Regions from separate parts of the Mus musculus genome. Here region 2 is linked to region 1. Evidence: chromatin loops called from intact Hi-C (ENCODE). Cell type or tissue: left cerebral cortex. All regions are shown on one strand. Each heading gives the region's core, and the rest is flanking DNA. Links, peaks and the distances in the headings are about the cores only. Region 1 holds the start of Igsf3 (immunoglobulin superfamily, member 3). Region 2 overlaps Igsf3 (immunoglobulin superfamily, member 3).

Region 1 (15,814 bases), core at 3,381-11,380:
AATGGGGTAGGCATTAGTGTGTCTGTCCAGGGTTCCAAATCTCTCCACTGTCACACAGATCTGGCCTTCTACCCCAGGAACCCTTTCCAGTCACCTGGAGACTTAGCTTCCTCCAGGGCCTCTCTAGGGTGGGTGGGATGGGGTAGAGGGAAAATGACTGCATTCACTGTATGCCAGGGTTCCAGCTCCCCTCCACAGAGGGACCTGGAGAGGGGAGAGCAGGGAGACCAGCAGGCAGCCTCACATTTCCTCAACAGCCAAAAAGGGAAAAAAAGAAAGAAAGAAAAGAAACAAAAGGCACAAATGTCATAGTTCCCTGTCTTCCCATTGGTGGCTCCTTCTGCCCGGAGCCCCACCCTCAATCACACAGCCAAGCCTGGGAAGTGCGGTGCGGGGGTGGGGCTTTCCCAGTTTGTGTCCTTTTCAATCTCCATGAATCACCAACTGCTGATTCAAGCTGAGACACTGTGACAAATACTGTACAACACATATAAATATAGTCTCATAAAGAGGCTGGCCAAGAGAAGCCTGGCTCCTAACTTCCTTCACCTGAGCACACAGGAGACATGGAGATTCTGCCACCTAACAACAGGACAAACCGACTAACTGCACAGCCAGCCACACACGTGTGCCTGTGCATATGTGCTGGGCAGGGAAGGGCTGCCACTAATGAACTCACAACCCAGGGAATTTGGATTCACTGCTCTGAGGTGGTTGCCAAAGATTTTTTTAAGATGCCTTAAAGATACCAACCTGTGCCTAAGTGTGAGCACCTCCGAATGAGCGCACTGGTTGGAGTTTCAAACATGTTGCGAAGCAATCAAGATTTTTTTTTTCTTTTTTTTCTTTTTTAGGATAGTTTACATCCCTTAAATGCAGACTTGGGATGTCTTACTGGGACTCACATGTGAATCAAGATGAAGCTGAGATGGGAATTCAAGACTAAAGTCCATCCTCATTCCGGATGCCTGTTAACTTTTATAAGGGTGCAGATAATTCAGAGACAACCTCCACGGATAAATCCTGTAAGTGCAAGAAACCTAGAATGGAGACGCGAGCGACCAGCTGCAGGAACTTCTCTGAATGCAGAGAAGGGGGGGTGTGTGTCCATTCTTGAGGTCTGAGGTGAGAAGGCACCAGGTGCCAGCTATGGAGTTTAGGAGAAACCAGAGCATTGGAAAATACATAGTGGAGATTGCTCAACATCATACCAGGAAGAGACCAGGGGATGGCGGCCTGCAGAGAGGACTGGGGGCTCACTTCTGAGACCACGGTTTCTCCCTCCTACTTGGGGACTTCAGCCTTCTTTCTCTGAGGGCATGAAAACCGATCCTAACACAACCCCTGGCCAGGCAGCACCCTGCCTTCAGCTTCACCTCCCACAAGGACTATGAGCTGGACTTCCTTGGTGAGGAGACACAGAACCAGTGTCTTCAATACACACTTAGCCTACAGACTTCTTAGGGAAAACAAAGCAGCCCTTCAGCCCCCATCCCACCCACTCCCACCTTTCCCCTCCAAAAACAACAACAAAAAAAAAGCACCATTATTCATGAAAGCACAGTTCCCAATATGTTGTAACTTCCCTGGAACCTATGCAGACACACACAAAAGTAAAGACACTGGAAGCCCTCAATCCACACAGCAACCCTAAGCCACAGCCTTGCAAGTGAGGGGCTTTAACCCAAAGGCCCTGGACAGCTTAAAGACAACCAGTATGCCACCGTTCTTGATGGGTCGGAAACAAACAGACCCTCTTGGTACTTTAATCCACTCTGTCACACTCTGGCTAACCCCCTCTGCCTCCCAAAATGCTGTGTTGATGGGAGAGAACCACAAGGAATTAGCAATGAGATCGGGTTAAACTTTCACAGCTATAGAACTGATAAGCAGTCACTTACCCAGCACAGCCAGACAGCTCAACACTGGGAAAAAGCACTTCATGTCGGCGGCAGCGGCAGCAGGAAAAGGACACTGCACAGGGCACCGTGCTTTTCCCACCGCCTAATCTCTCATTACTGCCAATCCACTTATAGCTCCAGGGAACAGTTTGGAAACAGAACTTCACAGGGAAAATGAGAGCCAGTCAAAGACAGAGTAGTCAGAAGGAGGGAGTTGGGGGCAGGGGAGGGGAGTGGCGTGGCGTGTGCAATAGAGTCCTCTATGCCTAAGGCAGGGGCCAGAGCAATTCCGAAGGCGCTCAAGGTTTCTGCCACATTGTATATGCCTTGCAGACTCCACCGGAACTATGGATTCTGGTGGATTAATCCTCGAGGAAAACGGGAGGAAAGAGTCTGAGAAAATCCTTTCATGCGCTGATTATACAGAAATGTCCTTGGCTTCGCAGTGAAGGTGTCTGAGATCGCTCATTCGGATCCCCCAAAGGGAACCAGGCAGGTTTTGTCAAAACCCAAGACAGCCAAAACACCCGGATTGGTAAAGACACTTCGGATTTCTTCATCAAAAAGTCCATCTCCATCCATAGTGAGAGGTCACGGTACCGTCACCTGCCCCAGAACCTCCCAGGGCACACGAAGTAAGCTGGCATTTGATAGCTCGAGAGTGGTCCCACAAAAGCCCGCAGATTCCTAAAACAAACACAACAGACATTTATCTAAGGCCAACACAACCGCCGCAAAACCGAGAGAGGCCAAAGCACCCGACTGGCCAGCCGAGCCACCTGGGTCCCTTCCCTGGGCGAGGGCAGCCCATGTGTGCATCCTGACCTTGTACAAATCTTACCTTCCGTTCCCCACGCCTCAGTTTCCCCGCCCAGAGCAGGGCAATTATGATTGTTCTCAAAACACTTTCACCAAATGCCTCTCTCACTCGCGGGCTTTTCCCGTCACGGTTTACGGAGCGGGGCGCGGCAGGCAGCCCCACCCTCGGCAGCGCGGGTCGCCACGGGGCTGGCGCGGGGCCGCGACTCGGGGCGCCGACCGTGGGAGCCGGGGCGCGCCGCGTCCCAGGTGGCCCGCTATTGTTTTACCTCCCCGGCGGTTGAGTCTGAGACACTGGCAAAGAAAAGGGTCCGAAAAGGGGCTCGGGGCTCCGCTTGCGGCAAGCTGAGCCCGCCCGGCGCGATCCGGCTCCGACGGAGAAAGGGGCTTGGGCCCGGGGCGGGACGCCGATCGCCACGCCACAGTCCCCGCGCCCCCAACCCGGATCCGCGCCCGCCCGCCCGCGCTCACCTCGCCCGGGGCCCCGCAGCTCCCAGCAACCGAACGCTCGCCGGTCCTGTGTCCCGCACGCCTCCCAAGACGCACGGCTTCCTCCTCGCCTCCCGCAGCGGCTCAGGCCGTCCTGCTCCCGCCCCGCCCCAGGCCCCGCCCTCCAGCTCCGGCCTGGCCCGCAGCTCCCCGCGAGGCGAGCAAGGGCGAAGGCGGTGGCCTCACGGGGACACGCCCCCGGAACGCCCCGCCCACCGCCCCGGCGCTCTCTGGCTGCACCCGCACGCAGCTGCGGACCACCTGGGATGAGCTGATGGAAAGTTAACCTGGGGTTCGCGCCCCAAGGGCCCCTCCCAAAGCCCAGGCTCCCGGGGACGCGTCTTTCGCCCGGTAAACAATAGCAAAACGCTTCGCTGGAGACTTGAGTCTATTTCTATAACAAACCTCCACATTGTGCTTCACTCTAGCATAATCTGGACCCCAGAGACAGCCTAGGTTCATAGCCTTAGCTTCTGTGTTGCTTAACCTCTCTGTGCCTCAGTCTGCTCATCTGTCACAAAGAGTAAATAAGCTCTGCTTAATAGGGTTGTGTGAGGTGTCCACGTCATTCTTGTAAAGCACTTAGCGGAATGCCTCATATGTCAAAAGCACTCAGTTACAAATGAACTGTCATTAGTTTCTTAACAGTGCTATCCATGCAAGTGGCACCATACTTACTCAATATTATCAAACACAAGGAGCTAAAAACGACTCGTTACAGGAGCAGGTTGGATCGTACTGCCCTTGCAGACTTGTGATCTACTTGGGAACACTAACAGTAGGCCATACATAAATGGTGTGGAATGAACCCATTCCAACACTGTGTTCCTGGGGTGAAGTGCTGGGCTGGGTAAGGCCCAGGAAGCCTTGTCCTAGAGAAAACGGAGTATAAAACCACGGAACAAGGGAGGAGGGGTACAGAGGACAATGATAGGCCCTGGAAACATAACTTTATATGCCCAGAGAAGAAAGATTCAGTACCTATGAGAAAAAGCCCTGTGGGACCCTAACTAGACTGGAGGAAAGACTGACAGGAAGAGTTATAACAAAAAATCGGAAGGGGGGGGGAGGGCTGGGCTTTAAGCTTACGCCCAGGAGAAAGCCCCTGAATGGTTTGAGTAAGGACCTGTAGCAATCAGAGCTCCATTTTAGAAAAAGCACTTGACCTAGGATTGGAGGGTGGGTGGGAGAGTTTTCCCGGAATATTAAAGATGTTGTGGTGGATCATGGCTGAAAAATCCAGGAAATAGAAGTAACCACACAGGCAGCTATGGGAACAGAGAGGCCCTGGCAATCAGGGGGTGGGCTCCATGGAATGTCTAGGTGGGTGTGAGAGAGGCTCAGTGTCTGAGATCAGGATTCAGAGACGGAAGGATGAAGGTTGGAGTTTGAGGGGTCCAAGCCCTTTATCTGACTGACAGCCATGTCCAAAGACGCCACCAGTGGATTTCAGAGCTCAGAGAGGGGCTTACAAAGTGTTTTCATCCTATTGGACGGAGTGACAGCAGACCACTGTACTGAAAGAATGCGTTGATGGGCTGGGAAGATGGCTTGTTTGCTAAAGCGCCTGCCATGGAATCGTGAGGGCCTGAGTTTGGTTCTCAGAATCCATGTTAAAAACAAAACAGAAGAAAAATGTGTCTGATACTTGAGGGACCATGCCTGAGGTTGTTGTCCTCTGGGTTTTCCACACTTGGGCATTTAGATGGACACATATCCATACACAAAATGAATATACTGATAACTCACTCATCCCCCCCCCCCCAATTCAATACCTCTATTGTACAAGACAATGAAGATCTTGCCACAGTGGAGGCCCAGATAACTGTGAAGTCTTTATCTGTCCTTTCCCCTCCCCCATGGCTGTAAATTTCTTGAAGGCAGTCTGCCCCGTAATTATCCTGTATCCCCAAACAACTTTTGGAATTTGATCTGCATATGTAATTGAACTATAAATATTGCCTATCATATCAAATTGAATATTTATCACATATTTAAAGTATTGTATTTTTAAAAATCTCTTGTATGTTACATATTCCCTCTTTACCCCAAGACAACAGTGGTCCTGGTGTCTCTCAGCTCTTCCCTACTGGATCTCTGTGTTTATTTCCTAAACATCGATGTGTGAAGCAATGTCTCTGTTCTCTTAGTACCTTCTTGTGAGAAACACAGACAATGAAACAAGTAAATATATAACACAATGACATGTGTTCTAAAGAAAGTAAGGTGACGGAATAGTGTGTGTGTGTGTGTGTGTGTGTGTGTGTGTGTCTAGTGGGTGAGGTGGGGAGAGGAGTTCTATTCTAGGTGGGATGGTGAAGGAGGATTTCTCAGAGAGGTATTAGAACAGAAACCTGTTTTAGAGTCAGGGAGGAGGAGAAAATGGCAAGGTCTGAAGGAAGAGTCCCAGCTGGAGGAGACAGCATGTGCTAGGCCAGCTAACCTGTTCTGAAATTAAAAGTATTTCTAACATAGCATGAAGAAGAATTGGGAGGAGTGGGATCTGAGAAGCCCAGAGAGAACACAGACCCTAAGACCTTGCGGTCTGGGAAGCACTTCAGGTCATGGGCTACTGAGAAAGGTTAGCCATGGGAACAGAAGAGGAAGGGAGATGACAGGCAGAGGCCTCTGACATGATGCAGGTGAGTTAGGTGAGCGTCAGAGCTTGGCTAAGGGTAGTACATGTGAAAGCTGTAACGGATGGCTGGAGTCTGGGAGCCTCTCAATTGCACTCTCTAAAGAACTGAACATGGAGAGGAGAGAGATGGGGGAGGGAGGGGAGAGAGAGAGAGAGAGAGAGAGAGAGAGAGAGAAGGAGGGAAGGAGGGAGAGAGAGAGAGAGATCAAGGAACCTTCCATATCAGCCAGCTTTAGAGCTCTCTGGCCCTATCAAGCTGCTGTACCCCTTCTCAAAACTCAGTTTCCTGGGTCATCTCCCTGGGCCTCCAATCTTGACCCTTTTCACTCCATAATCCCTTGTCTGTTCCCAGGTTTTCCCTTCTCCATCTTCCCAGATGCAGCCGGTGGCTTTCTCTTTCAGCCTTTGGCCTGCACCACCATAGCAGATTCCCAGCCCTGGGTTCTTTCTACGTCCCATATCTAGGGCTATGCAGAGAATGGTGCTAACTGCTAGACAGGGAGAGAAAGGCACAATTAAAAGAATTCCTTTGTCTCCCAGACTCAGAAGCCATGAGATGAAGTTAGTGTGAGTCGGAACCCGGTGGCCCCTCCAGGGGCTCAGCCGCAGGTTCAAGACTGAGCTGGGCAGGGTCTTTAGGGAAGCAAAGACATCAACAGAAAGGAAGGGCCAGAAGACCAGTCAGGAAATCCACCCTGTGCCGCCACCACCAACCACCCCATCCCCCCACCACCCCCAGCCCAGCCTCCACCCAATCCATCCACCGCCCCACCCCCATCTGCACATTAGTGGCTTGCTTCACAACGCTTTACAATTCAACTTCCAGTCCTCTCCTGAATTGGTCTGGAACAAGGCTGGTACTTTGGAGCCTTGGAAGACCCCTTCATCTCCATCAGAGAGCTCAACACAGATGGAGCCAGATGAAAAAAAACAGTAACGAGGATAGTTGGGATGGGGCACACTGAAGACAGAGCCTAAGAGTCTCAACCAAGGACAACCACTGGACGTGAAGGATCCCGGTCCCTGAATTTCCTACTTCAAGAGAGTCAGGAACTCTAGACTTTCCTAGAATCCTTCCTGATTTCTAATTCTTTTAAACGTTTATTATTTTGTGTGCATGTGTGGAGATCGAAGAACAACGTATAGGAGCCATTTTTCTCCTCTACCGTGTGTGTTCTGGATGTCACACTCAGGTCATGGGGACTGGCAGCAAACCCCCTTGCCCACTAAACCGTATCAACAGCCAAAGTTGAAAATTAGCGTGTTCTTCATTGTTGCTTTGGCAATCCTGGGGACTGAATAGCACCACCCACACACTAGGCAAGTACTCTACCACTGATATATACCCACAGACCCCTTTTGATTTTGAGTCAGGGGTACTAGGTTACCCACTCTGATCTAGAATCGCCTGAGGCTCCTGAGTAGCTGAGGTTGCAAGCTTGCCTGCCCCACAGACCCAGTGTTTAAATCAAATGCTGTGGGGAACAAAATTTATTATTGGGTAAGGTATGACCAAGAGATTCTGTAAGTTTGCGTCTTCCAGATCCACAGACCGTTACAATCAAAAAGGATCAATTATAAATTAAAACAGCAAAAAGTTCGAGTTTTAAGGAAAAACATACAGGGTTGTCTTCTGAAGTCATCCTGTCACATGAAAGAAAGTTGGGGGCCAAGCATTTTGTTTAAAGATAAGCAGACACAGACTAAGCCCCACCCCCACCCCTACCTCCCACCCCTCCACTGTTAGTGCGGACTGCTCTTCAATGGGCTAGTAAGTGTCCTGTGAAAAGAGCAGAGAGCCTCCTACCTCACACAGCTCAGCCTAAGCGAAGCTCGACGTGTGTGCCGAACAGTTCTCCCGAAAGTCAGCCTTCCTCAGTGATTACCCTCCTACACAGACAAGGATCCCCGGAGATGAGACTAGGAATAGCTTACACTGGCTGCCATCTGTCTTCCAACACACGGAGACTGTAATATCTTGAGACCAGGGTAGAGAGTGGGTAGTCCCCAAAGGCTTCGCCCACAGGTGGGTGCTCAGAACCTGGGGTGCGCCACCTAGCGTTACAGAAGTGAGTAGGTTTGCCTCCGGGAGCTCTGATGGCTGGATTATCCCAGAGGGCAAGTCTGGTTTTTTTGAGAGAACATTCTCCATTCTCCACAAAACTGAGCTTGCTTCTTTCATTCCTGATAGAGAACAGTGCTTCTAAAAGATAACGCAGGTGCCCAGGTCCACGTTTATTAACACCTAACTCTTTGTCAAGCTGTTTTGTTTTGTTTTGTTTTGAGATAGGTTCTTACTCTGTATCCCAGACTTCCTGGAACTCACTACGTGGTCCACGTTAACCTCGAACTTGAAGCAGTTCTTATGCCCCAAGTGCAAGGATTTCGAGTGTGAGCCTCCATTCTCAGCTATTTATCCTTTGTGGCCCGAGGTTCCTCTTTATAAATGTGGGCTACAGTAGAAGCCACCCTCAAGTGAGGTTGCAAGTGTTAGTGGTCTGATGAGTGGAAAGAACCTATGCCTCACGAACTATTCTCTATACTTCCGTGTACTGACCAGCCTCCAATGTGCAATGGGCCCAGAGGCAGAAATTCCAGCTTCCCATCCAGACGTTGATACTTAAGTGATGCTCTAAGAACCCTCTGGACCCCAACTTCTGCAAAATGAGGTTGCTTATACTAGCTAGAGAGTCTTAAACTGACTATGCATGAGCTACTGCAGACACAGTTAAAAGTATAGGTTCAATGGGTGGTGGTGGCGAACACCTTTAATCCCAGCATTCAGAGGCAGAGGCAGGCTGATCTCTAAGTTCAAAGCCAGCCTGGTCTACAGAGTCAGCGCCAGGGCTACATAGAGAAACCCTGTCTCATAAAACCAAAACAAGTACAGGTCCCCTGGCCAATCTAGAAGATTCTGTTTCTCAAGAGCTGATTGAAACTTGGCTTCAGAAGACTTTTAAAGGCCAAAACATTGGGATGTGCTGGCTATGGATTGAATGTGATTCCTTGAAAATTGGCTGCCAGTGGCATACTGTTGAGAGGTTGTGGGACCATGAAGAGGTAATTAGATCATGGGTCTCCACTTCTATGAGGGGGTCATATCACAGGAACGAAAGCAGGCTGCGTAAAGCTCGCTGCTTGCCCTCTAGCTCTGTCTCCCACAAAAGCTTTGTGGCACATTCCCGTTCCCACTCCCACTCTACTTTGTCAACACGTACATATGTCACAGGACCCTCACCAGAAGCCCATGTCAATGCCACTGTCTTAGATCCCCAAAACCACAAGCTAAATGAAAAAATTTCAATCATCCAGTCCTTTTTTATCCCCTGATAGTGGTGGGGGGTATATGCCTCACTATATAAACCAAGCTGTCTTCAAACTCACAAAAATCCACCTGGCTCTGCCTCCTGAGTGCTGGGATTAAGGGTGCATGTGGCTGTCTTTTGCTACTTTGTGGGTTCTTCTTTCTTCCTCCCTTCTCCACCCTTTCAATCCCCAAACACTAGATAGGAGAGAAAAAGGAAAAAAGGCAGTGTTATCGTTAGACTACTTCCTGCTGATTTGGGGCAAGTTTGATCTTCAACATCAGGATATTTATATTCTTTCTTCTCCTTCTCTTCCTCCTCCTCCTCCTCCTCCTCCTCCTCCTCCTCCTCCTCCTCCTTTTCTTCTTCACACATGACTTCTTAAACCTCTAACAGCAGCAACCAACCACCAACCCACTACCTGCTCTCGGGGCCCTAACATTTATATACCCTCTGAAAAGTCCCTAGGTTTCCAAATGTCACACAATTGCAAAAACTGTCTGCAGCTGGCAAATTCACGCCCCTGCTAGAGCATGAAGCATCGGAGTTGCTGTGGACAGTCTGAAGCAGCCCCACATCCTACACCTGGGATTAAAAGGAAAACACATTCTTATAGTGTTTCTGTGGTTTTTTTTTTTTAAAAAAGCAACCGATATTTCAAAATTGTCACTACAGGTGTGTGCCACTGGTTTATCACGTAGCCTGGTTTATCACGTAGTCTTAGGAGGTATTTTACAGCAATGGAAAGACTGAAAACAGATTGCCAATCACATCCTCTCTGGTTTGACTTAAGGAGCCCTCTCGGTTACATAGCATCACCTGGAGCCAAAAAATCAAAAAAGCCAGTGTTAGTCCCAAGTATAGTCTAGAGAACATCCTTGCTCCCAGCCTCAAACATTGAGCATTTGATCGGTCCCTGTACTGGCTGGTTTTGTGTGTCAATTTGACACAGGCTGGAGTTATCACAGAGAAAGGAGCTTCAGTTGGGGAAATGCCTCCACAAGATCCAGCTGTAAGGCATTTTCTCAACTAGTGATCAAGGGGGAAAGGCCCCTTGTGGGTGGGACCATCTCTGGGCTGGTAGTCTTGGGTTCTATAAGAGAGCAGGCTGAGCAAGCCGGAGGAAGCAAGCCAGTAAAGAACATCTTTCCATGGTTCTGCATCAGCTCCTGCTTTCTGACCTGCTTGAGTTCCAGTCCTGCATCCTTTGGTGATCAACAGCAGTATGGAAATGTAAGCTGAATAAACCCTTTCCTCCCCAACTTGCTTCTTGGTCATGATGTTTGTGCAGGAATAGAAACCCTGACTAAGACAGTCCCCGTTCCCGAATCACAATCTCAGCATATCCTCTTTTGTTTTGTTTGTAACCTAACAGCCTTAGATCACCTCCTTAGTACACCCAGCTCTTCCCTTTGTGAGATTCCTCCCTTTGCTAAAATACTGGAGAGGCCCTAGAGGCTGCGGGTAGGCTAGACGCCACGCTGCTTGTCATGTCAAGAGTGACTTCCCGGCATTAGATTGGCTGATCCCCAAGCTTTCTCTGCTCCGCGTCGCAGGGCTGCTGGGCTGAGTGCCCATGCTGGCTGCCACTTTCAGCCATGCCGTGGTCCAGGTGAAGAACTCTGAAGAATTTTGTCTTGGTCTCTCTGGTAAGGAAAAAACCTTGGATCACAATGCCTCTCCTTGTACACAGGGGGGTGTATCAGCACAGGTCTGGGATTTCTAAGAATCCCAACCTTGAGTGCAAAGCCTAGCAGAACCTTTGGATGGGGTGATTTTTCTGAGACATCTGTTACCCCATGATCGCCAGGGCTGTCTGGGCTGATTTGGCTGGCATGCTGCCTCTCCCCGTAAAAGAGTGCAAAGACTTTGGCAAAACCTCCCCCAAATATACATGAGCCTGGCTGACAGTTTCAAAGTTCACTTGCAAGTTAATTATTTGGAACTCGGAGCATATTTTCCCATAACAGTAATATGATAGATGCCGATTATATTTCCAGAATGACATGCAAGTGTGCTTAACCCTTCACATGCCTAAATGTTGTTGCCTATTGAAGAAGGGGAAAAGAAGCAGCGAACCAACAATGGAGTTGAAACATCAGGAATTCAATAATACTGGTAAATAACACAGATGCAAGACAGTCATCTTTTGAAAAGGAGAAAGACTAAATATTCAGTTTCCTGAGAACAGTGCTCTATGTCCTGGGGTGTTTAAGAAGGCAGTCCTAGGGGCTGGAGAGATCACTCAGCAGTTATGAGCACCGCTGCTCTTCAGAGGACCCACATTTGGTTTGGGCCAAACCCTACATCAGGCAATTCACAGCTACCTGTGCTTCTGGGATCCAATGCCTTCTTCTGGCTTCCACTGATACCCACAGCATGCAGCATACAGACGCACAGAGGTACACACATACAGAAACATAGAAATCTTAATGAAAACAAAATGAAACAAAAATGGCTGTCTTGATTTCTATCCCTGTGGGACTCTGTTTCTGTGTGCTTCTCTGTTTATTATGTCTTCCCAGGAGGATGGAAGCTCGGGGTACCTAGTTCTGTCTTGCCTGGTTCTCCAGGGTATGCTCAACATTGAAAATCAAGGCTAGTGCACAGCCTGTGCTCAACAAATGCTAGTCAAATGAATCAGTAAAGTCTAGCTGGGGAGAGAGATGACAAGTCAGCAAAGAGAGGTGATCTCGAAGCTGGATGTGGTGGCATCCAGGAGGCAGAGGCAAGGGAATCTCTGAGTTCAAGGTCAGCCTGGTCTACAGCAAGCTCCAGGTCATCTGGGGCTATATAGTGAGACCGTGTTTTTTTAAAAAGAGAAGTTCAAACAATGTTTGCAGAAACACAAACCTCTACTAGGATGGATGGGGGCGCTTTCATGGTAAGAGGCCAATTAGAGAAAGTTAGAGTGGTGGGAATGATGGGGGCTGGAGGGAGGTATGGGAGGAAGGCAAAGGCAAGTCATGTGGGTCTTGGGGGATTCTGGGTTTTGTCCTGTGTGGGGATGGAGGCATGTGGGGGTGGGGGGAGGACCATCAGATACTTCAGAGCCGTGATGTGGCAAGGCTTGATTTATGTTTGAGTGCTCACTGTCTTCCATTCTATCTCAGGACAAGCCTGGAGTAAGTACTGTGCCAGTTTAGGTTAGCCTAGGCTACGCAGTTGAGACCCTGACTCAAACCAAACCAAACCAAAAGAACCATCCCCAACAGGGTGTACACGTTTGTAAAGCACCCTTTAGACAGGACCCTCTGAGGCTGCCACATGCTTAGGAAAGACTCAGGCTTCCTCCAGTGGGCTCTGAGCATCTCCCCAGACTCCTTGGTTGCTCCCCAACTTCCCTATGCTCTTGGTTCTGCCTGTCATGAACTGGAGTTGCCAGTCAGCTGTGGTTTCTGAGCCATGCCTGTGCACGCGCCAGGTATTCTGTGAGGTGAGTGTTGCCTTCTGAGGCTGCTGGCACTAGCTTGGCAAACTCTCACCCTTTTTATGGGTGGGAAAAAAAACCAAAAACAAAAAACCACCTCTCCTCCCCTTCTTCCGGAGTGAGTTCATGTCTTCACCAGCTCTGTGCTCGGCAGAGATGTCCAGGGCCGTGCCTTGCCATTGACTTAGGCTCTTTGTTTAACATGTGGTTTTTCCTGATAAGTTTCTCGAGGTCGGAGACTGCCCACGGTAGCTGTGTAAGCATGCAGGCACTCAACGGAAGCATTACAGAATGGATTCGGGATGATTAACTGATCCCATGAACGAGTGCCCTTGAACTTACTTTCACCATAGAGTGGGCCGCTAGCCCCCGGGCTCTATGATGCTTAGATAGCTGGGGTAAGGAAATCTTGTAAGTTTTCAAGTTGGATGACTTGACCACAGTATCTGACTCCCTCCTTCTTAGCAGCTGTGGGAGGTGATTCACACAGACACTCGTGATCAGACTTTTTGTTTTGACTTGTACAAAGAACTTTAATTACTGATCGCTCTCTTTAGTTCATCTATCAAAGCTGGGAAGGACCATGTGCTGGGGATCTTCAAATCTCATACCCAGCCTAGTCTCAGGAGGGCTTGGGAAATAACTGGCAGCAGGGGCAGCGGAACCCTCCCCCTCCCCCTCCCCTCCCCTCCCCCTCCCCCTCCCCCTCCGCCAGGCTCCAGTGCTGCCTGGTGCTTAGGAGCCCATACATGGACCTTAAGTTCACAGTGCAAATGATACCATGTGGATGCCAACAAGCTTTCCCCAAAGTCACTTGTAATTTTCACAATACCCAGCGATCCCCTCAGCATCCCCTTCTCTTTACTTACTTGTGATTTGCTATTTATGGATGGGGGCTGGGGAGCCACAGAAAAGGAAGAAGATTGCTGGGAAAAGAAAGGGCAAAGCAGAGGAGAATTGGAAGGGGCCAATGCAGAGAGGATCAGGAGGGACGGAAAAGAAGAGAAGAGGAGGAAGAGCAAAGGAGAGAGGGAGGGAAGGAGGGAGGGAGGGTGGGAGGGAGGGAGGGAGGGAGGGAGGCTTGAAGTAACCACGGATCTGTGAAATATGTCTCAAGTATTTCAAACTCAGCAGGGACCTCACAGCAGATCTTCCACAATTAATTGCCCAGAGAATCCAGCACAAAACAAAGCCATTTTTTTAGCGATCGCTCATATGATAACCCAAATGCAGGAAATGCTATTTTTCTCCAGACTCTATCAACTACAGCCATCTGTCTTGGTCCTGAGCTGTTCAAATGCATTTTTTTCCTTCACATGTGAGTGAGTCTCTCTCTCTCTCTCTCTCTCTCTCTCTCTCTCTCCCCACACACACTTGGTGTGTGTGTGTGTGTGTGTGTGTGTGTGTGTGTGTGTGTGTGTGTGTGATCAACAGCAGGGCCAAAATACCCTTTACTACAGCCATGGCTGCCTTGTGAAATTCCTCAGTAACTCCCCTAGCCTCCCCTGACCACCAGTCAGGCGAGCCGGCCTTCCTTTCATCCTCACCTACCTCAGAGCCATTTTAGCTTCGTGGTGGAGGGGTTCACAAACACTTGTGGTTTCCACCACAAATGAGGCCTGCTATTTTGAATGAAGCCCCATCTTGCCCGAGGCCTGCCATGGAGGACAGAGAGTGGAGTCACTGGGGCGAGGAGTGGACAAGGGGAGATTTGTGCCAAAGGTTCAACAGCTGCTGCTTGATGAACGCTTGCTCTGTCTGGGAGGCTGGCCATTGTCACCAGGAGAAAATGAGGAAGAACACAATGCCAGGACATGTGTGCAGCCCCGTAAGCAGAGGACGAGGACGAGAGCAGGGACCAGGGTTCCTTCCCTGTTTGCCAAGTGGCTTTTTTTTTTCTCAACTGTACACTAGGACCCGTATGACCCTAAGACATCATCCCTTCAAACAGCTTCTCCATCTTTTCCTCTTCTGAGTTCTGTATGAATGTATGTTGTGCCCACCCCCTCCCTTTTTTCTTCTTCCTTTTCTTTCATAGCTGCTGACTTATAGTAACAGAATCAGAGCGAGGCAGTCAGATATCCTACCACACAAATACACTGCTACCAATCAGAGGGCCACAGAGCTGGCCATCCTTCTGCGAGGATATGAGGGGACAGATGAAGACAGGTGACATTATGCTCAACAGTTAACTCAGACCACACTTTCTCTGTTAACTGTCAAATTGACAGCTAGAAGACAAGCCTCTAGCCATGCCTCTGAGGGACCTTCCTTCTCCCCTCCCTTCCTACCCCTCTCTCACCGTGTAAGCCTGGCTAGCCAGGAATTTGAAATATAGACCAAGTTGGCCTTGAACTAACTCACAAAGACCCAGATGGCTCTGTTTCCCTCCCAAGTGCTGGAAGTAAAGGCATTTGCCCCCTCCACCAGGCCTGACTGGGATTATCCTGATTATGTTAATTGGTGTGCAAAACCCATCATAACTGTGGAAGGGGATCCTGAACTGTGTGAAATGGGAAGAGGGAGCCGAACACAAGCAGCCATTGGTTGCCCTCAGTGACTTGACTGTGGATACGCTGTGGCTGTGACCAGCTGCCTTAAGCTCCTCCGGCTTAGCCTTCTCCACCGGAATGCCTTGAACTGGGACCCAGAACAGACCTTTTCTTCCTTAAGCCGCTCCTGTCAGGATATTTTATCACAGAAACAGAGAGGAAAAAAAAAATTAAAACAACTAAGATATTCTATTTCACTGGTGGAAGGGTAAAAAAAAAAAGTTTCTCCTGCCCCTCAAAGGTTCATTGAAATGCATAAACAATAGACAGATTAATAGAAAGAAAAGGAATATAAATTCATTAACAGGAACAGGAGGTAGAAAGAAATCACAGTGCATATAAGCTCTGAGTCTCCCCAAGGGCCAGATGGTGAAGGCTTAAGTAACTTCTGAGCTTGAACGCTGGGATACAAGAAAGGTCATCTTATTATGCAGATGCAGTCTCCGGAGTCAGATGCAGGTCTAGGCAACTGGTCCTTGGGCTGAGAGACTTCCTTCTCTTTCTAGGGAGTCTTAGGCTTTCCTGGTTATTCAGTGAGATTCCTCCAGAGCAGACAGAAGACAATTAATTACCATTTTGTTTTTTTCTCCTTCTGGAAAAAGCTTTCCAGTCATACAAAGGAGTTCCTGAGAAAGTCCCTCCCTGCATGTAGTAAAACTGGGGAAGGGCAGGTCAGAGAG
Region 2 (15,814 bases), core at 4,850-12,849, 72 kb before region 1:
ATGACCAAGGACTACAGGCCCTCACCACCAGAACTGGGCTAGGAGAAACTTCTAAGTCTCACCATATGATAACTGGACTGTGCAGACCAGAACCACAGAGGAGCTGCCAAGAAAAACACAGTTTAGTATGCATCAGCACTATGCCTCCGAATTGCTTCCTTTTTGAGGTGGAGGGGGAACAATGTGACATCAGTGAAGACAGGACAGCACTGATGGGGCTGGTAGAGTTAAACACCTGTGCACAAGGTTTCCCTCTGTGGCAGAAGTGTCACGAACCATAGCTCTTGCTGCAGCATGCCTGCAACACCGCAGAGGCCCCAATGAACCTCTCTAGACCAGTAGATGATAACAGCCATGATACTGTAAACACACACAAGAGTACAACATCCCCGAGAGACTTGTGGGGCAAGCTCACTCTTGCCACACTCCAGTGCTGTCTGCATGTTTCATACTGCATGGAAGATCACTTGCAAATAAAAGGCTGGAAGCAAAACGAAGAAGGAAACCTATTTTCCAAGTTTGGCCAAAATACACATGTAGGCTGTTAGCTCTGGCACTGTCTCGGGGGTGTGTGTATGTGTATGTGTGTGTGTGTGTGTGTGTGTGTCATTGTGGACCCCTCCCATTGCTTGCAATGGCTCAGTAATATGTGCTTTCTCACCAGGAAAAGGGGAAAGGGGAACAAGAAACAGAAAAAGAGAAAGAGAAAGATGCAAACCATAAAATCAACTGAAAAAAGCCCAAGCTGTCCAGTGAGCGTCCTGCGAGTTTTCTGCGTCCTGCGAGTTTTCTGTGCTGAAATTCACTACAGGAGAGATGCGGCCACGGTCGAGACAGGGATCCTCATGGCCTTCAGTACTGGCTCACTTAGGACCACAGCAGCCTCAGAGGGGGAACCCCCTCCAAGAAAAACCAAAGGAGGAAAGGAAGAGAGCAGAGAAGAGACCTTGGAGGTGAGATCAGAGCACCAAGAACAGCGTTTTCCTAATGGAGACAAACTGGGGTGGAAGGCAGAGGTAGAGCGAGGCAGAGAGCATGGTGGGCCAGACCACAGACCTCAGCTCTCAGAAGGCCCGAGGCAGCACAGACTGCAACCCCAGCTTCTTGGGGGCTGAGGCAGGGGCATCTTAAGGTCAAGGCCTGCCTGGATCATGTGGTGAGTTGAGAGCAGCCTGAGGTTTGTAATGTGGCCCTGGTAGGCAGTCAGTGCCCCAGTCATGGTGACAGCCACAAGAAGCCCCTCAGAGGAGTGCCTCCTGCTCTACACAGGAGGCATGGTTATCAGAAAATGTTGCTGTGTGGCAGAGAGGATCCTAGAACACGGAGTGAATAGAAGGAAATAGTGTCCTCTCACCCAGCATGGGTCTGGCTACATCTGGATTTCTGTCCCCGGTCCTATGACTTTGCTGGGAGTCTGGTGAAGAAACAAAATCCCTGTACTCACTGAGGAAGCTTCATCTAGTGTAAGAGACAGGCAACGAATATACGTGTGTGTGACTGTGTATGTGTGTGTGATTGTGAGTGTGTGTATGATTGTGAGTGTGTGTTTGAATAGACAAATAACACATGGTAGCTGATAAGTGGGTTTTAAGAATAAACATGAAGAAGTGCTTCATAATTATTTACATATGAATAAGTAAATGGACAGGATGAAGGTGGGCTATATTTTGCAAAGGCAATGGGAAGAATAACCAGTGACAGGTGTTATTTAAGTCAGAAGGACCTGGGAATGCCTCTCTGAGGACGATGGAGGAACATAAGTATCTCTGCATGTTCCACGCTGAAATAAGGCCCTGTGGTTTTTTTTGTTTTTTTGTTTTTTTTAAAAAAACAAACACACACACGTTCATTCAGCACCCAGTACTTACTAAGGATGCCATGCCAGCAGCTGCTGACATAAAAACACTCTCTGACCATACCATGCTTATAAGTATTGCAGAAGACATGCAGATAATTACCATACTGCGTTTATAAGGGGACTCTCCCTACAAGGATAGAGAAGAAATCAGAACAGGCTTCCTGGAAGTGGTGCTGAGTGAAGTCTTGGTGATGCAAGGAGGACAGGAGAAATGGCACAAGGGGCTCATCACAGGCACGAGGGACCACAGAAGCAAATGTGTTCCTGCCCCTTAAGGAAGCACAGATGTGTACAATACACACAGGACACATGAAGGAAGAGGGTGGACAGTGCAGTGAAGGCCACCCTACAAGAATTCAGAAGCCATGTTAATTTAAGAGCAGAAGGTGTGAGGGGCACAGCCTTTCTATACTAGGGATGAAATAAGCAGGTTTGTCATGTATTGTTCTGGGGGCTGGAGCTCCGGGAGGAAGCAAGCCAGGGCTGCCAACCGCAGGACTGAGGTTTGCAGATCAATCAGCTCTCGGTCCTGGATGTCACCTGCACTTTGGAGGCCTCAGCTGCCCTCGGAAGCTCACTGAAGATGTTCCCATGAGAGAGGGGACAATGGTGCTGAGCCTCGTGAGTATCAGGACCAAAGCAGGTCCAGTAACAGGCCTTCAGGGCACCAGAGTTTACAGTTGACGCACCTGCAACCATACTCACGTTATCTCTGTGGCAGTCTGTGTGTGCGCCTCAGTGCGTGCATGCATGTGGGGTGCAGTGTGTGTGTGTGTGTGTGTGTGTGTGTGTGTGTGTGTGTGTGTACAGAGCTCTCCAAGCCCTAGAGTTTGTAAGAAACCCATGACGGCCACACCTTCCATTCTTGTGTGGGGTGCAGTGTGTGTGTGTGTGTGTGTGTGTGTGTGTGTGTGTGTGTGTGTGTGTGTACAGAGCTCTCCAAGCCCTAGAGTTTGTAAGAAACCCATGACGGCCACACCTTCCATTCTTACCTGGCTGCTTCACAGTGACCTCTGTGCGCCCTGAAACCTCCTCGGCCAGCTTGTACCAGGCATAGTTGGGACTCAGCAGCCACTCCTCCACGTGGCAGTAGTAGCTACCGCTGTCGCTGACCTCGGCTCGCTGCACAGTGAGGCTGAACAGGCCCCCCGACACATGCCTCTCGAACTGCAGCCGGCCTCGCAGGCCCTCCTCCTCGGCGTAGGTCCCGTACTCGAAGGCCGAGCTGTGCGTGGTTTTGAGGATGAGCTTGCCGTCCGCGTCCGAGGGTTTGTGAACATACCACAGCACGGCGAAGTGCGAGTTCGGGCTGGTCTGGGACTTGACTGAGCAGTTCAGCTGAATTGCCCGGTTTTCCACCAGGGTGAGCGTTCTCTTCGACTTGCTCACCTGGAGCTTTGTCACTGTGAAGGGAAGGAGTGACATAAGAGGTCTAGGCTGAAGACTCGAGCTGTCCAGCAGGGAACAGAGCGTGAATGAGCATGCCCCAAAACCTCTCCCCCAGTGTTAGATAACCACACCAACTGGCCTGCTGTCACATCCCATGCCCTGTCCACTCTCCCTGTGCCACTGCCCGCACCCAGTCAAGACACCAATCTGCCCAGAGCTTGACCTTGTTTAAAATGCTCAACGGCTCCCCACTGTCTGTGCAATCTAAATAAGAATTCATTTGGACAGCAAGAAGCCCCTCAGAGCCTGGCCCTTGCTCAACTGTCTTGGCTCATCTCCTAGGACTTGCCCTCTGCTCCTCTGCTCCCCCGACCTACACACTTTACCCTGAACCCTGGCCACAGTCCCCATTGTTCTGTCTTCTCTGCCAGACCCTGCTCTCCACTCAATCTCTGTCCGTCTCCCATTCCTCCCTTGGTGCTCTCTGACACCTGGCTCCTCCCTGTCTCTCCTCTCCCTTAGACCCCGAGCTCCCAGGAACAGAGATGAAGCTTTTCCATGCAGGCAGCTGATATTTCCCATCATCCCCTGCTCAGGGGGACACCCTGAGAGTGGGACAGCTGCAGCCTCAGAGTGCTCACTGCCAGTGGACTTTCTCACTCCTATTCTGCAGAGCCTAGCCCAGTGCCCAGGCTTTGGAAAGCAGCAAAGGTCCCCCTCGGTGTTTGCTCCGATATGGAGATGTGGGAGCAGGCAGGTACAGGAGGCCAGTCCAGGTCCTGAAGCAATGAGGGCAGTGATGGACAGAGCAGAGCCAGCACCAGCTCCCTCCCCTTACTATCACAGTCCAGAAGCAACAGGGATGGCCAACTCCAGATAATAATAATAGAGAGCAAATTCCATAGGCTGCCGGTCTTGTAACAGAGCAGATGCTCATCTTTGAGTTGCCAAGAAGCCAAACCCAAGTAAAATGCATGTTGTTGGAGATTACTGGAGAATCTTCCTCTATATATCATTATACTTCCCTGTGTTCCCTACTAACCAGAGAAGAAAGGAGAAGGCAATTCTCTTAATGAGCTGGTATTGAGAACAGCAGTCCACCCCCGCCCCCTCTCTTCATATCTTAATTCTGAGCCACCTTGCCAGCTGAGGAAAACCCAGGGTATGGTACAGGTCCCATAGCGAGGGCTTCTGCCAATTGGTGGAGCCCACCTCCAGGCCCTGCTGAGAGCCCTTGCTTCCTTAAGACTGGATGGAGTCTGCCTCTGGAATGTGCAGAAACTATCCAGGTGTGTGACTGGGCCCCCCGGTTGTGTCCTGAGATTCTGGCCAGTTAGCTGGCCTGCTTTGTTAAAGGCTTGCAGGGCTGAGACCCATGTGTAAGGAAGAAGAGCATTTGACAGCCACAGACTGCTCCTCGGTGTGCCCAGTAGCACACAGACGAACGTTCAGGATGGTTTTAAAGCTTTAGCGAGAAGGCATAACAGGGTCCCACAGTCAACACCACTACTACAAAAGCACCTCTGAGGACCTGTCTCGTGTTGCTGAGGCAGACTTTCCCCTCATGGAGGACTTCAGAATTCACACACAAGACCTCCAGCCACAGAGAACACATCACATCAGATCAGCCACGGCCCATGCTCCATTTCCATCTGTTGGTACCAGCCAGTCTCTCCACTTTCCCTCTTCTTTAACCACAAGGACTGTCAGGGCACACTGGGAATCCTAGAGGCTGGACTGGCCCTGGCCTGCTGGTCAGCTTTCCTGAGTGGACTCCTGTGAGCCTGAAGCTACCTGTTCCCTTTTCATCCTGTTCCAACCCAATGCTCCACCTGCAAACGGGATCTCAGTCAGTCCAGACGGCACCTCCTGAATCATCTGGTGCTCGGCCAGATGAACTGGGTTGTTCTGTGTAGAGTAGAAAGAGCTTTAAAATGTATTATTAATTGGGGCCAGATTATTTTTTGCAACTGTTACTAAGGAAACCTCAATTGCTATAGTAACTGCATATGTTAAACTGGGATGCTATGACTCAACTTCTACTCAGTCACATGGTTAAAGAGCCACAAGCCAAGGAGGAGAAATATTTCAAAGCATTTCCAGTTTCTTCTTCTTCTATCTCTTTTTTAGCCATCCCATGTCAAAATATTATGAAGTATTGGGAAGCCTGAGAGAGAGATACTTTTGAAATCTGACATGTAGGCAGGGGGTCAGCTCTTACTATAAGCTCTGCATGTCCTCTCCTTTGGGGGGGGGGGGGAGTGTGGTAAGGGAAGACACACCCGGAAGCCAGGGGGAGGCAGGAGGCCCCACAGCTCATTAGGAAGCACTCACAAGCCTGTCTCAGCATTGCCCTGGGCAAGGTACATCTGCGAGCTTCGGCTCCCTCCCCCTTAGGAGAACCTGGACTTTCCGAAAGACCAGTGTTTTCATCTGCAAACCAGAACGGCAAAGTGTGGATCTAATGCACCCAGAGTGCCCTGCAGACCAAATGCATTAGCTCCAGAGGAGTTTAGTGGGAGGCCGAGTGGACCCTGAACAACAGTTAGTTTTAGCTCTCCTCAATCCCTTTTGGTTTGTATTTGTGGTTCCGAGTTCAAAACTCACAGTAGGTGAGACATTGACAAACATAGTGGCAACTCAATTTCTTCCTTTTTCTTTTCTTTTTTCTTTTTGTTTTTCAAGACAGGGTTTCTCTGTGTAACAATCCCTGGATGTCCTAGACTTGCTTTGTAGACCAGGCTGGCCTTGAACTCACAGAGACGTGTCTGCCTCTGCCTCCCGAGTGTTCATACCTGACACAACTAAAGTTTTTATAATTGTTTTATTTACTTTATATCCAATCACAGCCGCCCCCCCCCCAACTTTTTAAAAGTATTGTAGACAGAGCCATCAAGATGGCTCAGAGGATAAGGTGTTTGCTGCCATGCCTGGAGACCTGAGTTCAAATCACAGGGACCCAAGGAAGGAGAAAGCTGACTCCCAACAGTTGTCCTCTAACCTCCACGTGTGTGCTATGTCACATACCGACTTCCTCCATACATGCATACATACACAGAATAAATAAATCAAATAGAATAAAATATATTCTAGGTCAGCAGAAACAGCTCAGTGGTTAAGAGCACTGGCTGTTCTTCCAGAAGGTCTAAGTTCAATTGCCAGCAGCCACATGGAGGCTCACAACTGTCTGTAACTCCAGGTCCAGGGTATCCAATAAATACCCTCTTCTGACACCAGACACACAAAGTATACAGACATACATGCAAGCAAAACACCCATATACATAAAGTATTAATAAAAAAAAATCCTAAGCAGTATGGATCAGCAGCATGAGACCCACTGGGTGAATTTCTTAGAGACAGACTCTCAGACCTACTGCATCACAATCTCAATAGAACAAGGTCAATGGAGATCCAGACTTGCCTTCCGCCAGGGAAGCCCTGGGTGTGGCTGCTCAGCACACAAACTTGGAGAGTCAATGAATGCAGAGGAGAAAGTAAGCAAAGATACACAAAGGTAGGCTTGGTGAATCCCTCCCTCGTACAGCAGGAGGCAGGAGGAGGGCCAGGCAGGCTAGACGGCAATGCTGGCCCGTACAGTCCATGGACACTGCAGCATCTGCCTTCTCAGAAGCTCCCATCATTTGAGGGGATGCCCTTTCTTGCTGCAGCTGGACAGTTAGTTCTCTGCCCAGGCTTTGGATCAAAGCTAAGACAGTCAGTCAGTCTGGTAAAGGCTGCTCTGCTATGAGGCAGAAGTGGGCTACATGGAGGAAAGACAGTGGAATGAGGGGCTCAGCGGCAGAGAGCAGCAGCTGCTTCCCTAGCCCACCTACCCACCCTCTGGATGGGTTCATGTGTGCACTGCTCATGCAGAAGGCACTTACTCTTTCAGTAAATGAATCTCCTTAAACTCAGCCATAACTGCCTTACATCAAAGGCCACTTTTAAAAGGACTCCTCGTTTTGCAAATGCCTGGGCAAAAGAACTATGAACCAATCATTGCTAATCACATTAACTAATAGGTGATTGAATTAAAAACCCAATTAATCTTTTAAAAGAGGGGTCATTAATTCCGACTGTGATAAAAGAGAGAGAACCTTGCAAAAAGCTGTGATCCCTGAGCTGGGCTCTGAAAAATGAATGAGCTGGGGTCCAACAGATGAAGAACAAAAGGAAGAGATCACCCAGAGCAGGCAACAAGGCCAGATTCTCAGGTGTGGTGGATGATGTCAGAAAGGGAAGTGGCCAAGACTGGGGGCGGGACCAGTTCTTGACTCTGCCCACTGTGGCTCTTAGGGAATATTTGGTGGATGGCACAGCTACCTGGCAAGTTAGAATTATACTGGGTGAGAAATGGGGGTAAGAGATGACTCCCAGTGACCTGTGGGTTTGAGAGCCTGCAGGCTCTTGTGTGTGGTGGATTCAATGCAAGAGAGCAAGGGAAGAGCAGAAGAGAGTCAAGGAGAGATCAGGAAAGAATGAAGAGAAGGAAGGGAGACTCTTTTTCAAACATCTAACGGGAATGTCAGGGATGGAGGAAGCCAGTGGCTGGGGCAGATAAGATCTTTCAAGTTCAAGGAATCAGGTCAACCAGAAGATTAGGGGACAATGGGGAGCTCTGGGGACACCCCTCACTCAAAATGCACACATATACATGCATGTACACTCTGGGAAGCAAGCAGAAAAATGTACCCATCACTCATGAAGTCACTGCACTTGAAGTGCCCATGTTCCTGTTCTTCTCCCTCTACATGGCCAGGACCTACCTACCCAGTCCCTAATAAGCTCTTCCCCAGACCGCAGCCTGAAGACAAGTCTTCCAGCCTCTGTCTAGCCAAGGAGATCTTTCTAAAGGGCAAGCAAGAGGGTGGTCACTTCCAAGCTGAGAGCCTGTCCCTGGGACATCTGTTCTCCCTCCACAGGGCAGACAATGCCCCCATCCCTGTCCCCCTCAAATACAATCCTACATCATCACAGGAACCCGGAGGCACAAGGTCTTTTGATTTTTACATTGGTTTAGGGAGTAGGAGGTAGGTAGTGTCTCAAATCCTTTCCAATAAAGCTTTGTCCTGTGTCCTCTGTGACTTTCAAATAACCTTCATGAGAATTGTGCCTTTGAGCCTGGAGTCTACTTCGCTTTTCTAGTAAACACAGCACCCATTTTTCTTTTCTTCTTCTTCCTGTTTTTAATATATAGGGCCAACCATTAGAGACCTTGTCTTTATCTTCTTCAGCCACTCTTCGGAATGGCTGTCACTCTGCAGTTGAGGGCAGCAGTCACAGCCCTTCCAGCCGGCCATGACTGAGTCCCTTGTCACTATCCTAGCCAGGTGTGGTGGCACACGCCTATAATTCTAGAGCTTGGGAGTCTGAGGCAGGGGGACTGTGGGTTTGAGGCCAACAAAACCAAATGAAAATAAAAAACCAAAAAGTGCCCCAGGGGGGTGGGAGAGCTGATGGTGTTTAAAGATTATGTGACTAGAAATGTTGCATTCGGTTTTATTTAATTTCAGGATAGTAAATACACACTGAAATTTAATCTGCCATTTAAAACTGAGTGCACAAGACTGGAGAGGCAGCTCAGCACCTGAGAGTGTGAATTGCTCGTGCAGAGGTGTTCAGTTCTCAGCAAGGGTCAGGCAGCTCACAACCACCCCAGTTCCAGTCTGATGCCATCCTCTAGACTCTCCAAGTACCTGCATTCCTATGTGCACACACACAGACATACATGCATAGCTAAAAATAGAAAGAAATACTTTTTAAAAAGGTATATTAGCCTCACATGACCAAAGCCCAATTCCCCAGGTTAGGGTGCTCTGTCTTATCTTCTACCATAAGCGCTTCACACATATTAACTATATGCTCCTCACTACTCCTATCAAGTAAATATTACTCCCAATTTCAGAATGATTCTTTCTCAGTCACAGAGCCAGTGATCTGGTAGACTTGGACTCCCACCAGGCCATGTGGCTCACCCTCACCTTTAACAAAAATGAACCGGGGCCCTCCTGGCTCACACACATCCATTCCCGGTGTTGGTTCAACCTCCATTCTGGAAGGTCTAACCCTTTTCCCATCCACAGTCCACGGTGAAGTCCTGTGTGCCACACCCACGCCTGCAGTGACACACCCACACCTACCATGCCAGCAGGTGCTTAAACATGCCCGCAGGGGCAGGTGGCAGGGGCAGGGGCAGGTGGCAGAGGGAAATCGGCAAGGGTTGGGAAGTAAAAGAGCAAACTGAGAGAAGCCCAGGCACACCCTACCCTGCCCAACCTTTATGCTGACAGAGCAGTGACCCTGACTGACTGCCGCCAGTAACTGACATCGGGCAGACACCTGCTGCCACCATGGCAACAAGGCTGAAGCACGAATGGAGGGCTGAGACCTTCTCTAAGGGCTTGTTCACTCAGGCTTGCCCAGCCCTGCATAGACACCAGGCAGGCAGAAGTTGCGTGGGTTGGAAGGAGAACCCAGGCTGCCCAGGGAGAATGCAGGGCCACTTCTCTGGTCAGGACAGCCCATGCTCACATACCCAAGACTCTCGGCTAGCCCAATCTGCCAGGTCAGCAGAGAACATGAAGCAAACAGATTTGGCAACATGCAGAGGGCATTAAATATTCATTCCGACTGCCCATCAGTCTGATCCCAGCAGAATACACCCACTGACAAGCAGCCTTCTACCACCGGACGCTGCCTGCCTGGAGGCTTGTTTATTGCTTTGTCAATTTTAATGCACAATATTTAATAGCTAGACCGAGGGATAGTCGTAAACATTTGCAAAGTGAGTGCTGACATTTCCCTTACTGCTTCTGTATTTAGCCATGTGAAATTGGAGGGTGTTTTTTGGAACTGAAGAAACTCAGAAGGAAGCAAGATGATGCTTCACAACTAAAAGAAAAAACTGAACGAGAATGGAACACCTCAAACTGACCAAGTCTTGCCTCAGTGCTCCATGGGGTCATAGTATGGGGTAGGACCAGACTAAATCAAGGGAAGAAAGGGAGGCTAACTATGGATCGATCGCCTTGGGGATCCTAGGATCCATGGCATGCTTATGGATTGGAAGTAGCCAATGATAAATCCGCGGCAAGTCACTTCTGATGGCAAGGCGCCCACGCCAGCTAACCAGAGAGCTTAATGGAGAGAACAGCCACGCTGCAGTCCCCACCAGTGGCTCTGGCAGAAAGCAGTCTGGGTACAGGCCGCACAGAATGGAATGGAACAGGGACAAAGGCCTTCTTTGCAGCAGTGGAAGCCGATGGTAAATGGTCTGAGCTAGTCACTGGTGCCTGGGCTCTGAGCTAGTCACCGGAGCCTGGGCTCCCTGGTGATTCTCCTCAGATAAGAACATTCACTAAGATATTCATTAGGGGAAGATGCTAAACCAGGCTTGGAGAGGCAGGCTCCACAGGGAGGGTGGGACTGAGGAGGCTTGCCCTGCTTTTCCCTGGTCCTAGAGCCACCTTGTGGCAGAAGTTAGAAGAAATAAAGGAACCCAAAAGAGGTAGATATTTGGTTTCATCTTTAACAACTTATGCCTCAACGAAGCTCCAAATGCTTTGTGGCCTTAATGCTACAAAACCAAGACTCAGGGAACCCAGACCACAAACCAGAGTGTCCACTCAAGGAAAATGCCTGGTGCCTGGCACCCCAGGAGGAGAATGCTTGCTTGCATACACCAAGCCCTTCATTCCATCTCTCTCTCCCTCCCTCTCCCTCTCTCCACACACACACACACACACACACACACACACACACACACACACACACACTCTAACACGCATGCATATACACACTGTACCATAGGCTACTAGGGAGAGAAGAAAGCGTAAGTCAGTAAAACTTTGGCTCACTGTCTACAGAGTATATAATAAAATTAAAATTTTAGCTCTGGAGCCAGACCGCCTGTTTGGACTTGAATCCTGGCTCTGCCACTCATCATGAATCATTGGGCAACTTATTCACCCTGGGTGGCAGAGTCCCCATCTGTAAGCTGCGTCAGGCACCACACACCCATTGACCCTGCATGGATTAAGGAAAAATCAAGTTAAGTTATCAGAAGTAAGGCATTTACACTGCAGACAGCCACACATTGCTACTGTTACGTTAAATTCTACCACAGCTGAGGCTCCGGCACACCAGGGAAAACATGTTCCATAAGAGATGTCCTGGGTCGAATGCAGAAGAATAAGATGAGATTACACGGTTTCAAAAAGAAGGGCAAAGTCTCCCCACTACCAGCACTTTTCATTAAAGCATGCCTGGGTTTGGATTCCAATCTCCCACTCACCGCTAATGGTGGTGGAGTTGGGGGGCGATGTTTGACTGTTTACTATCAGGTGATAGCTACATTCCTTCTTCTACTTGGGGTGTTACTGCAAAGAGTTAGGGAGATAACACACTCCAAGAACCCAACACTGTCTCCAGCACTCAGTCTCCCTTCCCCCAGACGAAAGCACCTGCACTAGCCGTGCATTTTAGAGAAAGCTCTTTGGAACATATTCGGTTTTGAGTGCATAAATAATTAGCACAAGACAGAGTAACACTTAGGGAGCGCACTCTCCCTTGTGCCTCAGCCGTGCTGGGAGTCAAACGGCTTTCCTTTGCTCTTCCCATTTTCCAAGGGCCAGGACATGTGTTACTGGCCACCCATAAGAGCAGGCCTCGTGATGGCTACTGCCAGGCCTCTCACCATAGGAAAGACAATACAACATCTCACTCCCTTAAGGTCCCCCAAACAAACCAGAATCCAATTCTACCACAGTTTGCCTGGAAGAGCCAATGGTTTTATTCGGCTTACTGACAGAGCAATAGGCAAGGGGTCAATAGCGAGAACATGACCTTGGAGTAGCCACATGGGAAGATCTGCACCTAGCAGGGATGGTGGCTTTACCACAGCTGTGTAAATGGAGTCCACTCTCCTAAGTCTTTTGGCCACGTATATACTCTACGCTGTTCATGGGCTACTTGTAATTAATGCCCAACTGCAATACAACTAGTTGCGGGCGGTGGCGGGATGGGGATTCTCAGGGCAGGGTTCCATGATCCTTCCTGACCCCTCCCACCTTCAGTGAGAGAAAGTCAACAGCCAACAAGCTCTGGTGTGATGATCATTTGCAAGCAGGCCCAGCAGCCTCCGGAAGGCAGCAGCAGATGCTCAAAGTTCCCAGTGCTAACCTCCACTCATACTCACCACCCAGTAAAACCGCACATAGTCTCAAAGTCAGGGGGATGCTCAGGCAGATGCCGTTGCTGGATTCAGCCTTCTCAATGGCAGTCCAAGTTTGCAAAGTGGGACCTGCCCCTCCCTAGACCCCTCCATTCCCTGAGCATGACACAGGAAGACAGTCCTAACTCTGCAGTATGAAAGCCAATAAGATGATGGAAAGGGCAGAAGTAAAAATCAAAGGAATCTGGGCTCTACCATTTAACTAGCCTTTGTCAGGGCTCACGGTGCCTGAAATTGCCATCATGAATTTGAGTCAGGATCCAAACAAGGAGCACCTTAATGAACTAGCTGTGCACGTGTGCTTCAGGGCTCCAGCCTTCGATTCGGAGTGGTAACAGAAACAAGCAAACAGTAGGAACTTATTCAGCAGGGCAATGACAAGCAAGGTCTAGGGGTCATGCATGGTCTCTGCTACCTTCCCAAGCTGTAAAGCCATGTGACAGGTACTTCTGCCAGAACCCTGACCTTGAGTGACAGACAACAGAAATGCAGCTACCATCCCAAGGATCGACTCCATAAGGCAGCCGGCGGGGAGCTGCATCTTCCCCAAGTGCTGACATAAAATGGGGTCTCCGCTTAACCCCCCATTAACCTGAACACCCACTTAAGAACGGCCTCTTCTCTAGCATCCTGTTGGCCCAATTCCGCTCTAATTGGCCAGATAAGAGTCTCAACATTTCTAAATCCCATTTGTTCCCAATGGGGTACAGAAAAGGCTTCTGTGACAGGGTCAGGCGAGGGGAAGGATGACCTCAGACACTGGTGAGAACTTCCCTGTCAGGGGCCCTCGGAAGCAACCAGGCTGGGCACTAATCACTGCTGCTAGGATAGGAGGACGGGTGCTCAAAGTGTCTGCAATGCAAAGTGGGTGGGTCAGAAAGACAGGAGAAACAAAAACAAAACAAAAGAAAACAAAAACTCTCTGTAAGGCTTAATCAACACGCTGGCTGATGAAGGTGTCTGAAGGAACCTCCACTGCAGACTGGTCCCCAAATCAGCACCTTCTGGGCCACTCAGCTTCCACAAGAAATAGAGATTCAAACTCAGCCCACATGATAGGATCTGAGGCAGGCAAAGACTGGCCCCATGTATCCTCCAAAGACCAGCCTCGTGACCTAAGGCTACCCTTTAATTCTTCCAGGGAATGTGAATTCTAATCAAATAGCTGATCTTGCCCATGGAGGCCAAAGACACAACAAATGCAACTGTTTGTCCTTTCTCCTCTGAGTTCCTTTATCTAAACAAGAGACAGAACAACTCAAAGTGCTGTGTGATCTCTAATTGAAGTCTCCTTGGAGTTGTTGTTGGCGCCCTTGAGTGGTTGGGTGGGGTGCACATTGCTGATCGAATGGGGGATTGTGGGTAATGAGACTATACCAATGCTAAATTCCTGAGTGTGACAATGGTGTTGTGGTTGGGTGGGACAATGTCCTGTTCATAGGGTCATTAGCTAGAGCGTTTATGAATGCCCTCACCAGAGGCCTCCAGTCATGCAAGCATATACCCTTCATGTCTTACCATGCCACATAAGCAGACATGTCTCATGTATCATGGAAGAACATGCTCTCATATTATACTGTGTCAGGTAGGAATATGCACTGTATCTCGTGTCATATAAATACACGTCTCATAACACATAAGCATGCATCCTTGTATGCCTCCTTGTGTCCTACGAGCGCACGTCCCTGAGTCTAATGAGATCACATAAGTAGACATCCTCAAGTCTCTCTGTGTCATTTAAGAACACACCCTATGTCTCCCAATACATAGGCATGCATCCTCACAGGCCTACTGGAGAGTGTAAGCACACACCCATGTGCCTTACTATGCTGTGCAGACACACATGGGCCCTGAGAGGCCCTGGAGCCTGAGCTGAGCACCCACCTGGCTGCAGCACCCGAATCTCCAGCAGGTTGGACGTCCTCTCCGCCAGCCTTGTCCATGTATTGTTGTAATTCCTTCGCCACAGCTCTGCCACGCACTGGTACTTGCCTGCCTCTGTGTCACTGGCCCGGCTGATGCTCAGGCGGACATTGTTGCTGGACTCAGCCTTCTCAATGGCAGTCCGAGTTCGGAAAGTGGATGACTTGTCCCCCCACTGAACCCCTCCATCTCGTGTGAAGGTCACCAGGTCATGGAACTCCACTGTGCCCACTGGCTGGAACCTCCATGTCACAGACACGGGGACTCTGGCCGGGTAGTGGGGTTTGATGATGCACTGCAAGTCAAAGGAGTCGCTGTAGGTGACCCCTGGTGTCCGGGAGATAGCTGTGACTGCAAAGCCCGTTTCTGTAGGGAGAGCAGAGACATGAACCAGGGACAGCATCTGGCGTTTCTGGGACAGTGTGCTATCAAATATGGGCCCACTGGCAAAGCCAGCAGTCAGAGCAGAGGCTGGGGAGTTCTTAAGCCTTCTTGTCACAAAGAAGCTATTACTTTGGGTTTGTGTTGAGGCCCAACACAACAGTTCCTAAGACTTCACGGGTCCAGGCTCTGAATAACCCAGGTCCGCTCCTTCCCATGAGACCTGAGATCCTGTGTGGGTTCACAGTACATCCTGCTCCAGGGTAAGACACCAGAACCTCTCTCCTAGCAATCCCAGAATTCTGTGCAAAAACAAGAGGGAAAAAAAGGTTCCAAAAAGCCAAGTTCCTTCACTGCACGCACCCAACACCCAGATGCCTGTCCCTGGTCTTCTAGCGCATGGCATCCTGAAACAGGCAGATGGGGACGCTGCCAGCCCCTCCTCAAATTCCCCAACAAAATCCGGGTTTAGATAGGTTTTAAGGGACATACAACAGGAAAGCCTAGTCTTTAGTGGATGGATACCTGGGGTGAGGCATTACCCTTAAACTCAGAGCCCTGAAGTCTCAGTGAGAATAGTTCTTACTGACTGGGGAGCGAGCGTTCTGACCTCTGATTCACAGCCCCTTCAGTGTGGATGAGCACACTGGCTATGATCATAAAAGTAATAGTGGCTGGGATGTGCGAATGCTACATGCCAAACCTAGTGTTGGAGGCTCTGCTTTCATCCCCTCTTACTAAGTCAACACTTGTAGGTCAAACAGGCAGGCTTGTTATCCCTTTTGCAGTGTACAGAGAAGGCAAAAAAATTGCCTGATGTTAAGTATAGCAAATGGTAGAGTCAGGCTACAGACCTATCCCTGTGCACCTCACTCTAGGCCCCGCCTGGGGCTGCTTTGCCCAGGGGAACCATCAGTCTGGTTAAAGGCATCAACTCCCAGCCGTCACCTTCGTCTCGAGACACCTACTAGTTCTATGACACTAAACCAGTGGTCCTTCACCTTCCTAATGCAGCAACTCCTTAATACA

Evidence for each region. Hi-C counts contacts between places; a loop is a spot of excess contacts. Peaks named below come from ENCODE experiments on the same cell type or tissue, not always from the same donor. Only the 100,000 strongest peaks of a DNase experiment are listed, where the experiment ranks them.
Region 2: it touches region 1 in a loop (3-fold over the local background); 6 of 42 quality-filtered maps call a loop at or near these places.

What each region holds. Positions count from the first base shown.
Region 1 is chr3:101,364,580-101,380,393 of GRCm38, reverse strand. It overlaps Igsf3 (immunoglobulin superfamily, member 3), which reads right to left and starts at 3,269. Exons shown (of 11, transcript NM_207205.2): 1 at 3,192-3,269; 2 at 1,902-2,588. The coding sequence starts at 1,944. In left cerebral cortex, for the core only: a CTCF peak has its summit at 7,907; a DNase peak (open chromatin) is centred at 7,813; H3K4me3 peaks cover 317 bases.
Region 2 is chr3:101,438,331-101,454,144 of GRCm38, reverse strand. It overlaps Igsf3 (immunoglobulin superfamily, member 3), which reads right to left. Exons shown (of 11, transcript NM_207205.2): 7 at 14,366-14,770; 8 at 2,851-3,261. Among named protein-coding and RNA genes, the nearest start is that of Gm40109, 62 kb to the left of the region's middle. In left cerebral cortex, for the core only: a CTCF peak has its summit at 10,713 (motif pointing left); DNase peaks (open chromatin) are centred at 5,184, 9,676 and 10,645; H3K27ac peaks cover 999 bases.